Regions from separate parts of the Homo sapiens genome. Here region 1 is linked to region 2. A link is a loop called in an ENCODE intact Hi-C map of the cell type or tissue named here. Cell type or tissue: heart left ventricle. All regions are shown on one strand. Links, peaks and the distances in the headings refer to the core of each region. The heading gives the core; the rest is flanking DNA.

What was found. A loop is a pair of places that touch in the nucleus more often than their neighbours do. Peaks named below come from ENCODE experiments on the same cell type or tissue, not always from the same donor. Only the 100,000 strongest peaks of a DNase experiment are listed, where the experiment ranks them.
Region 1: a loop joins it to region 2, with 2.0 times the contacts of the local background. A loop is called at or near these places in 5 of 110 quality-filtered maps.

Annotation. Positions count from the first base shown.
Region 1 is chr2:27,872,357-27,877,743 of GRCh38, reverse strand. All of the region lies in intron 1 of RBKS (ribokinase), which reads left to right. Among named protein-coding and RNA genes, the nearest start is that of RBKS, 15 kb to the left of the region's middle. In heart left ventricle, for the core only: no CTCF peak of the experiment used is centred there; no DNase peak of the experiment used is centred there.
Region 2 is chr2:27,821,130-27,826,516 of GRCh38, reverse strand. The region is part of intron 7 of RBKS (ribokinase); the gene reads left to right. Among named protein-coding and RNA genes, the nearest start is that of MRPL33, 52 kb to the right of the region's middle. In heart left ventricle, for the core only: a CTCF peak has its summit at 2,751 (motif pointing right); no DNase peak of the experiment used is centred there; H3K4me3 peaks cover 421 bases; H3K27ac peaks cover 1,541 bases.

The DNA of each region.
Region 1 (5,387 bases), core at 203-5,202, 51 kb before region 2:
TAAAGTGGGCATGAATCAAGCATTCACTCTCTGATCTTTTATAAGGAAACACTAATGTTGAAACTTTATTTTCCCACATTGACAAGACCTAGAAGGTAGAGTCCTTGGAAAGAATCCCATCTTATGGAACAAAAGCATTCCATGCTTACTACTTTTATTGGGGGGGCAGGGGCGGTTATATTCCTTAAAAATCAAAATAAATGGTATCAAATAATTAAGAGATAGTCAAATTCTCTCTAAGGGAAAAAATCCTAATTTTGTTTTGAGATTTAAGAAAAAATACAGGTATTCTTTCATAATTGTAATGGAGACGCTAATGACAAATTTAGCTCAAAAAATTTACAAATATTAACTGGAGGCAATGAAATGACAGAAGATATAAACATAAAAAAGAATGTTAAAATACAAAATAGAATCTTCCATATACCAATACAGCATTCTTAGGGGAAAAAAAAAAACTACACAAAGCTCAACCACCCATGTAACAAAGATATTTATAATGTGTAAAGTGTTGTCGGGGACTTAGAGACTGTGGAACTAGAGAATATCAGAGTAGCAAAGAAACTTGAGTTCATTTTTGTGTTGAAATGACCACCCTGTTCATGTTAAATATAGGAAGCACAAGTCTAGAAAGAATTAACTGATTTTCCCCCAGCTAATACCTAATTAAGATTGGAGCCAGGATTAAAGTTTTTACCTTTTGGCTCTCAAGTACTAACACATTGTGTTATTGTGAAGTTTTGAGTAGCATTTCAGAAGTTTGACATGTACTGGATTTGCAAGAGACAAAGTGTTCAAAAGTGCTAGTAAGGACCGATTTCCTTGAAAAAGAAAACAAAGCTAATATTGCAATTATCAATATCAGAGTACTTAGTATTATTGTCCTTTAGAATTTTTTTCAGACCTGCAATTTTTATTATATATGCATAATATAACATTTACCATTTTTAATTTACAATTCATTGGCATTAAGTACATCCACATTTTTTTACAAACATCACCACTAATCATTTCCAAAACTTTTTTCATCTTCCTAAATGGAAATGATGTTCTTATTAAACAATAACTCCCTATCCCCTCCTCCCCTCAGCCCCTGGCAACTACTATTCTACTTTCTATCCCTATGAATTTGACTACTTTAGGTACATTATATAAGTGGAATTATGCAGTGTTTGCCGTTATGTGACTTACTTATTTCACTTAGCATAACGTCCTCAAGAAAGGGTAAGTGAACTTGAAGACATAGTAATAGAGATTATCTAAATTTAAGCATAAAGAAAAAATGCACAGAGCCTCTGTAACCTGTGGAACAGTCTACCATATGTATAATTGGAGTCAAAGTATCTCATATAGGTGGAGTCTTTGTAACTGGCTTACTTCACTTAGCATAATATTTTCAAAGTTTATCCATGTTGTAGCATGTTTCAGAATTTTCTTCCTTTTAAGGCTGAAAAATACTCCATTTATGTACATTACACATTTTGTTTATTCATCTATCAGTGGACATTTGGGTTGCTTCTACCTTTGGGTATTGTGAACAATGCTGCTATTAACATGGGAATACAAATACCTGTTTGAGCCCCTGTTTTCAGTTCTTTTGAGTATATACCCAAAAGTGGGATTGCTGGATCATATGGTAATTCTATGTTTAATTTTTTTGAGGACCCACCATATTGTTTTCCATAACAGCAACACTGCTTTTCCTTTTAGTTTCTTGCATCTTCTTTGTAAAGTCCCTATTCTGCATCTTACTCACCAAGCCTCCTTTTCTTATTTCAGTTTAGCCTATTTTTTTTGTTTCGTCTCCCATTTGTAATCCCTCTTTTATGTCCTCTTATGCAATTTTGCATCCCCATATGTATGTATATCTGTCATGTCTAAGTATACGTTTGTGCAAGAGGAAAAATGTGTCTGTACAGGCAAGGAGCTCAGTAAACCTCATACCTTCTCTGCCACCCTCAATCTCAGCCCCAGCATTTTTGTGGCCATTTAATACTCTGTTACGTAGAGATACAAAAATTTGTTGATTCAGTGCCCTAAATAAATACTTTTAAGTTGGTTCTGTTTGCTATGATGAACTTCTTTGAACACTTATCTTTTGGACTCATGTCTGTTTCCTTAGGTAAATTCCTAGAGCTGGAATTTCTAGGCCAAAGGAAATAACATTCTTGTTTTTGTTTTGTTTTATTTTGAGTCAAGGTCTAGTTCTGTCACCCAGGCCGGAATGCAGTGTTGCGATCGCAGCTCACTGCAGCCTTGACCTTCCAGGCTCAATCAATCCTCCCACCTCAGCCTTCTGAGTAGCTGGGACTACAGGTGCATACCACCATGCCCAACTAATTTTTATATTTTATTTTTGGTTGAGACAAGGTCTCGCCATGTTGCCCAGGCTGCTCTCGAACTCCTAACCTAAAGCTATCTGCCCACCTTGGCCTCCCAAAGTGCAGTGATTACAGACGTGAGACACCATACCTGGCTGGAAATAACATTTTTTAAACTTTTGAAATATATTGCCTATTTGCCTTCATAAAAGTTCTTCTGAAATACACTCCTACTCACAGTGTATGAAAAAGGCCTATTTCCTGGATTTTTAACGAACACATTACTAGTTGAGAGATGTTAAATGTTTTCATGTTTGATTACAAGAGGAGATGTTGAATGTTTTCCAGATGTTTGTTAGTTATTTGTGTTTCTTTTGTGAGTTGCCAGCCATGGGTCCTTTGTCCATTTTTCTGTTGGACACTCCTTAAGATTTTAAACAAGACAGTTCAAAGAAAAGAAAATGTAAAGATGCTGGTTAAGAGTTCTGCAGCAAAGAAGCTAATAGTATAAGAGTGAAAGGAGAATTTTAAGACTCTGGCTAGCATAAAATATTGTGGAAATATGGATGAGAGAGATTCTCAACCCTGGTTGCCCTTTAGAGTCAGTTAAACCAGCCTCTCCAGGGAGGGAATCCAGGCATCAATTTTTGTTTTTTAAACTCCCCATAAATTTTAATGTTCCACAGGGGTAGACAAAAAGTGACTTACTGATAAAAGCAGGAACTATGAAGTAGAGTGAATGTGACAAAATACTGTAGCAATTTGGAGAAATTAACCTTTAAGAGAAAGGGGTTGGAGTTATTCCTGATCAAGGGGAGTCATGATTGGCACAGATAAACACATCAGCGTATAAGTGGCATCATACCTGGTTATCCAGTCTCTCTGCTGTGGTAATACAGAGTCTTCACTCTTGACGACGTGTTGTGTCACATGATGCTGTCCAGTGATATCAGTTCTTGAATGATGTGAGTTCCGCCCAGGACAGTTGCCTCCTAGTTGAGTGGCTGCACCTTCCTCCATTCTGACAGTGATTGTACAATGTTAAAACTAAGCTGTAAGCTAAGTGAGGACAGGGTCTGAATATCTCCAGAACTTCACACAGAGTCTGGAATGTAGTAATTGTAACAAATATATGCGGAGAATGGACTGAGTATCATAAAAAGGATCTGAGATTATTCCAATTTCTTCCATAGTTATCATACTAAATCAAGATTTTCTTCATTGAATACAATTTTAATCACTTTTTAGTACTTTCTACACAGTGATGAACAACTTTTTTGTCATATGATCTTCAAGGACAAGTTTTCTTTGAATTGTAGAAGGTTCCTCTTATGACAACTGATTGAAGACACGTTTGAGGCCTTAAATTCTTCATATGAGCATTTAAAATATTTCTATCTGCCTTGCCTTACCTTCTTTATGATTTTTATATCACTAGTTTGACTTGGAGTGTTTCTTGTATACATACAGAAGGCTGCTATAAATTATCTCTGTTTGTATATGGTTGATGTGTTTTCTAAATAAAAGCTGAGAGTTTTGTTTTTGCTTTGGGTTTGGGGTTTTTTGTTTCAGGGTGTTTTGTTTTTTTTTTGTTTGTTTCCCAGATACATCACATATTAGGTACTGGCTTGTCTCTCATGGTCAAAAATACGTTCAAATGCAATTCTTCTGTATCATTGCAGAAAATAATTTGTGCAACAGTTTTTTAAGTACCCTTTAAAAATTATATTTTACATCTGGATTTTTACCACCAGTTTAAAAAATTACAATTCATACACTGTTATAGCAACAATATTGGTTTTTTCTGAGTTAGAGGTCTTCATTTTGAAGTGAGAAATACAAACCTACATTTTTAGTTACCTAAATTTTCAACCAAATACTCTGCCAAAAGTCTTTTAGAAACTCAATTTTAAAGTCCTTCAGGCTGTCTCAATGAAAATCATAAGCAGTTCTTTGGTATTCTGTCAAGACCATAAAGAAAATAGAGTATTATCTAAAATGTTTCTTTTAAGCCATTTGAAATTATCACAGTACCTTGCTCAAAGTAGTTACTCAGTGAACATTTGTGGAGGGAAGGAGGGAATGCTTGCATGCCACAGTTGCCCAAGAATAGCAGCTGTGTAGAATGTCTGTGTGGGGACCCCGATTCCAGCAGAACTTTAACCCTATTGACAGCTGCAACAAGGAAACTGCATTATTTAACTGGTTAGTTATTTGGGTTGTAATGAGCAGAGGATCATTTCAGTTACTTCAAGAATGGATACTTGTTTGCAAGGTGACCCAGAATTAGCTTAACAGCCAGGTCTCAGGAAGAGCAGGAACCAGGGAAGGTTCCTAGGAAATGGATTGTTCTTTAATTTTTACCCCAGTGCTCCATCATTACCCTGGCCCCACTGCCCTCCTCATGTGTGTTCCATACCCTCACTCCTCTCCCCATTTGCAGGCTTTCTCTGCGAGTATAGCACCTGCTCATTCCCAACCCTGCCAGTGTTTTGCCTTTACTGGCCTCCTTTACCCCTCTGCATCCATTCAAGCTTCTGCTTCCACCACAAATTGCTTCCTTCTTGCCATGTTTCTTATTTGATGGGTGTTCAGCTGTGGTGTTTCATATACATTCATTAAGCTAGGCTGACTTTCTGTCTGCTTGACGTTTTGCTTACCTAGGGAATTGCATTAACATCACCTACCGTGATGGTGGATTTGACAATTTCTTGTTGTTGTTATATATTTTTTTGGTTTTATGTATTTTACGGCTAATTTATTGGTTATACTTAGACTTGAATTATTACATTTTCCTGCCGAGTTTAACCTTTTTTCTCCCTTTCCTGTGGTGCTGATGAATTTAACCTTTTGATTAAAGTGAGTTACCATATTTTATCTGTCTTTGCCTTAAGCTTTTTTATTTTTTAATTTTTGGCTGATATTGATAAAGCTATCCAGGTTTGTTTTAGTTGCTATTTGCCTTGTATATCTTTTCCTGTCTTTTTTTCTTTTCACCCTTCAATGTGTCTCATAAACAGCGCATACCTGAATTTTAGTCTTTTGTTGGCTTGTTTTATTTATTAA
Region 2 (5,387 bases), core at 63-5,062:
AAATCACTTGAACCTGGGAGGCAGAGGTTGCAGTGAGCCAAGATTGCACCACTGCACTCTAGCCTGGCAATAGAGCGAGAGTCCGTCTCAAAAAAAAAAAAAAGAAAAGAAAAACAGATTCAGGAGAGCTGACTAGAAAAGTAAGTAAACTAGACTTGAGGAAGAATAAACATTTTAGAGTTTTTATTTAGAAGAAACAGATAATTATTCATAAAATATGTTTTGGTTTGTTTTTATGCTTAGAAGCGACTTTAAAATGTGGGTCATTATGAAAAAAGAAGGCTGAGGGGATCTGATGAAGTTTTGGATGTGAATATACTTTGAAAAATATTCAAGTGCAAGAAATGGTTATGTGACATGAAATTAACATCCTGGTTGCCTTTCAAAATGTGCTTTACCAGGTATTTGATAAAGTGTGCTTGGTGTTGCTATTCTCTTCATATTTAGTCATTTCTGAAACTATTAGTTTATTTTCTGTTTTGTCAAGGACAAGAACCTGAATTTGAGGGGATCCTTAGTTCTGAAATCAATCCGCCATTAGACTAACACTACTTTCACTAAAGTGAAAAGACTCTATGCATCTCCTGCTAAAAGTAAAATGAGGATTCCTCAAAGACCTACATGGATGCACAGAAGTGGCTTAGCCCCTATTCTCAGTGTCCATGTTAGTTACTATCCCTTTGGGTTGTAAGCACCAGAAGCACAACTCAGGCTTATGCAGGAAAAAGGATTTATTTGGTGCACATAATTGCAAAGTGTAAAGATATGGCAGAATGCAGAGGCTGAACAGTGTCATCCAGGCAAGTCAGGTCACTTGCTCACTGGCTCCCTCCCTGTCAGCTCTGCCTTCCTCATAGTGGGCTATGAGCTCAGGTGGGTCCACTCCCTACCCACGCTGTGTCTCATGTCATGTCCCTGTCCCTGGTTTCAGATACAAATCACTCTTATCAGAGGATAGGGAAGTGGATGCTGACAAGAAAACAGTAGAATGTCCAGTGTGTTTTAATATATCTAGAGATTTTTCATTTTCTTGCAGAATTTGAAGATGAACTATTAATTGGTACATAGGAAACTGAGGAAAATGTTTAAGTAAAGCAAATTTTCCCTTCTAGGTCATCTAGAACCTAAGGGGAAAAAGTATGATTAAGTGAATATAATCTTTGTACATGACGTGGCTATAAATGCTATAAATGCATAGTCATAACAATGTAAATGCTAATTCTAGATTTAACCAGAAATGGAGATTAGAATAATATTGTGAAGATGGGAGGATAAAGTGAGTGTGCATTTGCACATGGGGGGACATAAGAAAACTAAATGCTTATTTTCCATAATTGGAACTCAAGAGATAATATCTAAAATTGACTTTTTTTTTTTTTTGAGACAGGTTCTCACTCTGTTGCCTAGGCTGGAGTGCAGTGGCTCCATCTTGGCTCACTGCAACCTCTGCCTCCCAGGCTCAGGTGATCCTCCTGCCTCAGTCTCCCAAGTGTTTGGAACTACAGGTACACGCCACCATGCCTGGCTAATTTTTATATTTTTAGTAGAGACAGGGTTTTGCCATGTTGCCCAAGATGGTCTCAAACTTCTGGGCTCAAGCAATCCACCCACTTCAGCCTCCTAGAGTGCTGGGATTATAGGCAATGAGCCACCATGCCCAACCCTAAAACTGGTTTTCTAAAAGCAGTATAAGTGTATTGCCAGAAACATCAGATAATTACCAGAAGAAACCACTAAAAGAATTTAAAGTATTTGCCTCATGAAAATGGGAATGGAGAGGGATTGGGCATTTATACTTAAGCCTTACATGTGTCCACAAAAACTTGTATGTGAATGTTCATAGCAGCATTATTCATAATAGCCAAAAATTGGAAAGAACCCAGTGTTTATCAGCAGATGATGGATAAACAAATTGTGGTATATCCATACGATGGAATATTATTCAGCCATTAAAAAGAATACTGATACATACAACAACATGGATGAACCTCCAAAGCATTATGCTAAGTGAAAGAAGCCAGACACAAAGTGTTAACATATTATATGATTCCATTTAAATGAAATATTCAGAATAGATCAATCCATAGATACAGAGCATAGATGGGTGGTTGCTAGGGACTAGGGGGAGGAGGAATGGGGAGAAACTGCCTAATGGGTAAGGAGTTTTACTTTAGAGTAATGGAAATGTTTTGAAACTAGATAAGAGGTCGGTGATTGTACAACATTGTGACAATACTAAATGCACTGAGTTATTTATGTTAAAATAGGTGAATTATTAAATAATTCTTTTTTAAAAGGAATGAAGTACTGATTCATGCTATGACATGGATGCACCTTGAAAACATACTACTAAGTAAAAGAAGCCAGGCATAAGAGGTCATATATTATGATTTTATTTCTATGAAATATCCAGAATAGGTATTATAAATCCATAGAGACAGGAAGTCAACTGATGGTTGCTGGAAGGGGATGGAGAGTGACTACTAATGAGTATGGAGTTCCTCTTTGGGGTGATGAAAATGTTCTGGAATCAGTGGTAATGGTCGGACAAGCTTGTGGGTAATACTAAAGAACACTAAAGCATACCCCTTTAAAGAGTGAATTTTATGATGCATGAATTATATTTCAAACAACAACAAAAAAGCTCCACCTAAGCAATTCACTTATGAATGGATATTCGTGATAAAGACTCTCCACTGAATTGCCCTGCTGAATATGCGTGAATGGACTCTCAGCATCCCCCAGGTGGAGCAGCAGTGACACTGACAGGAACCAGGGTAGTGATTTTCTGGGTCTAGAATCTTCCTCATCTTTTTTATGCTGTCTTCGTCCTCTCATCCAGCACTTTCATTATTAAAATTCTTACCTGTTCTGCACACAGCTGTGCAGCCTCTTCATAAATCTGATAAAGAGAAGGTAATTCACGTGGCGAGTGAGGAGCTCCCAGGGAGGCATTTTCTTCTGAACAAATGGGCTCCTTCACTTTTCTGTCAGGAGGGTATTACTTGCTCTCAGTCGGTTTGTAACCTTCTCGCTTTTCTCTTCCTCCTAATCCCTTATTAAAAAGTCAGGGATGACATGGGTGCTGGAAACATCTTTAGTTGGCATGTTGTCCACTCAAGGCAGACAGCCTGCCTAGAAGAAGCCATTTCCCGTTCTACGTCAGTGCTTCTGCAGACTGCTATATTCAGTTTTGCCTCACTGTTAATAGTTGAATATATCACTTCTATTTTTACATCTGTTTTTCCCGTTGTACTAGAGTGAGATGGTGGCAGTAGCTGCAGATGTCCTCAGCTCAGTTTGGAAGACATGACAGATGTGTCTCTTCTCCCATTTCTATATGTTATCTGAATCTCAGCCTCCAAATGACAGAGAGTGCATGTCCGCCCTCTCTTCTTCCAACCTGAATGTTAGGGGGTTTGCCTGCTTGCATTTGGGATTGCACTGAGTAAGCACTCCATAGTCAGAGACACACACCTAAGCATGGTATATTTTAGGATTATTGTGCTACTGTGATATATTATAACATTAGTTATCCCTGCTTTATAAGCACTGAAATTCTTGACATATAAATTGCTTTTCTTTATGTAAATGGTTAAGTCCTGGAATCTACAATAACACTCTCAAGAATTTAGTCCGTAGGCTAAATCTGTCTTCTCAAGAATCACTCACTCTGTAATAACGCATGGGTATGTAAGTAAGCTGAGAACAAACAAAAGCCAGGGGCACAGGGAATTTATCTTTCCTATTCTTTATTCTCCTTTCTTTCTATCCTTCACATTTGAGTCCTATAGTGTTCAGAGTTGCTGATGAGGCACTAGGCAGCAGCAGCCAGCTGCATGGGTGTCCCATAACTACTCAGAGCTTGAGAGTTAACTCTAAATTAGGATTGCACCAGTAAGAAGTAGAGATAATTTCTGTTAAAGTTTGCACGGAAGCACTTTCTTAGGATGAGGTGATTGCTGGGGCTGGCAGGTTACTTGCAGGTTTCCCAGGTGGCCTCTTGTATTCCTCTCATCCTGGGGTCTGGCCCGCGGCCATCCCGGCTGTCTCAAGGATGGGGTTAATGGACCCACCTTTTAGGCCCTATCCAGACTGACAGTTCAATCTTTGAAAACCTAGCATCTGAGGGGCCATCATTCCCAACTTGGTGTGACCTTTCCTCCACCCTACATTCTCCTCTCCCCACCCTTGTCACTGCCACCAGTAGAAAGTCAAACTAATATTGCAAAATGTACTCAGAACTAATGAATTGAGGTGATCTCAAGAGGTGTTTCTCAACCCAGGCAACATGAGGCCCTGTTCCCTGCTTAGCCATAGTCCTGCTGGGAAGACTGAATACTCAGCAGTTCTTGCATGGGTACTGCCAGTACTAGTCTCCGTGACTTTCCTTGAACTGTGTTTCCCCAGCAGACTCTTCTTCTTCTTCTCATCTCCTTCTTTCTGATCAACATATACTTTCTTTGCATGTAGTAATTAGTTGAGTTTCTGAGGGGATTTATGGCTCAAAAGCCATTTTGTCCTTGAATAGAGCCTTTGCACATTTCTGTCCAGAAGCTTCTGTTATAGCCAAGATGTTTCGGTGTCCCTTACTGTTTACTGGCAACACTTGAGAAAGGGCTGGGTGGGTAAAATAATATGGTTTAAAAAATGGTCGAATCTTGGGTGCTGAAGAGGTAAAGTAATAAGGCTAATTTTGAACTGCACTGTCAATTTTTCTTATCCAAGAAGTGACTGTTGTTTCCTTCAAACCCTGACTTTAGGAGACTTACTCTATTGACACAGCTACTACTCAAAGTGCCTTTGGAAATCCTCTGTTAGAATTGCCTTGAGAGCCTTCATTATCACCTTTATTCCACTAATCACTTTATTGGGGCTTTTCCTACTTGTGAAATTAATACATACTTTAGTGTTCAAGGAGGGAAGGAGAGCAGCAACACAGAAAGGTATAAAGAAGAAAGTCAAGTATCCATGACCCATCCACTTAAAAGTAATTGTTAACCTTTTGGTGTAAATCTTTCCAGATTTTTTTCTATGCATAGTCATACACTTTTGAATATCTACTTACAGCTAATTTGAATATTTGCAATATTATAGGATTAATATGTGTAATTGCACATATTACAACAAAAAATTACAACTAAAAAATAGTGTAATTACAACTAAAAAAATCAAGTATTTCCCTAGAATAATATAAATAGGCAAGTCACTGAATAAGAAATACGAAAAAAATAAAGAAATGAGACAATGCTTAACCTCATTAGAAGTCAGGATTATACACATTAAAATAACAGTGAGGTCCTCTTTATTACCCATAAGTTTGGCCAAAATTAAAATTTGAGAATGTTTAAGTCCAAATAGATCACAAAACAAATATTATACAATCA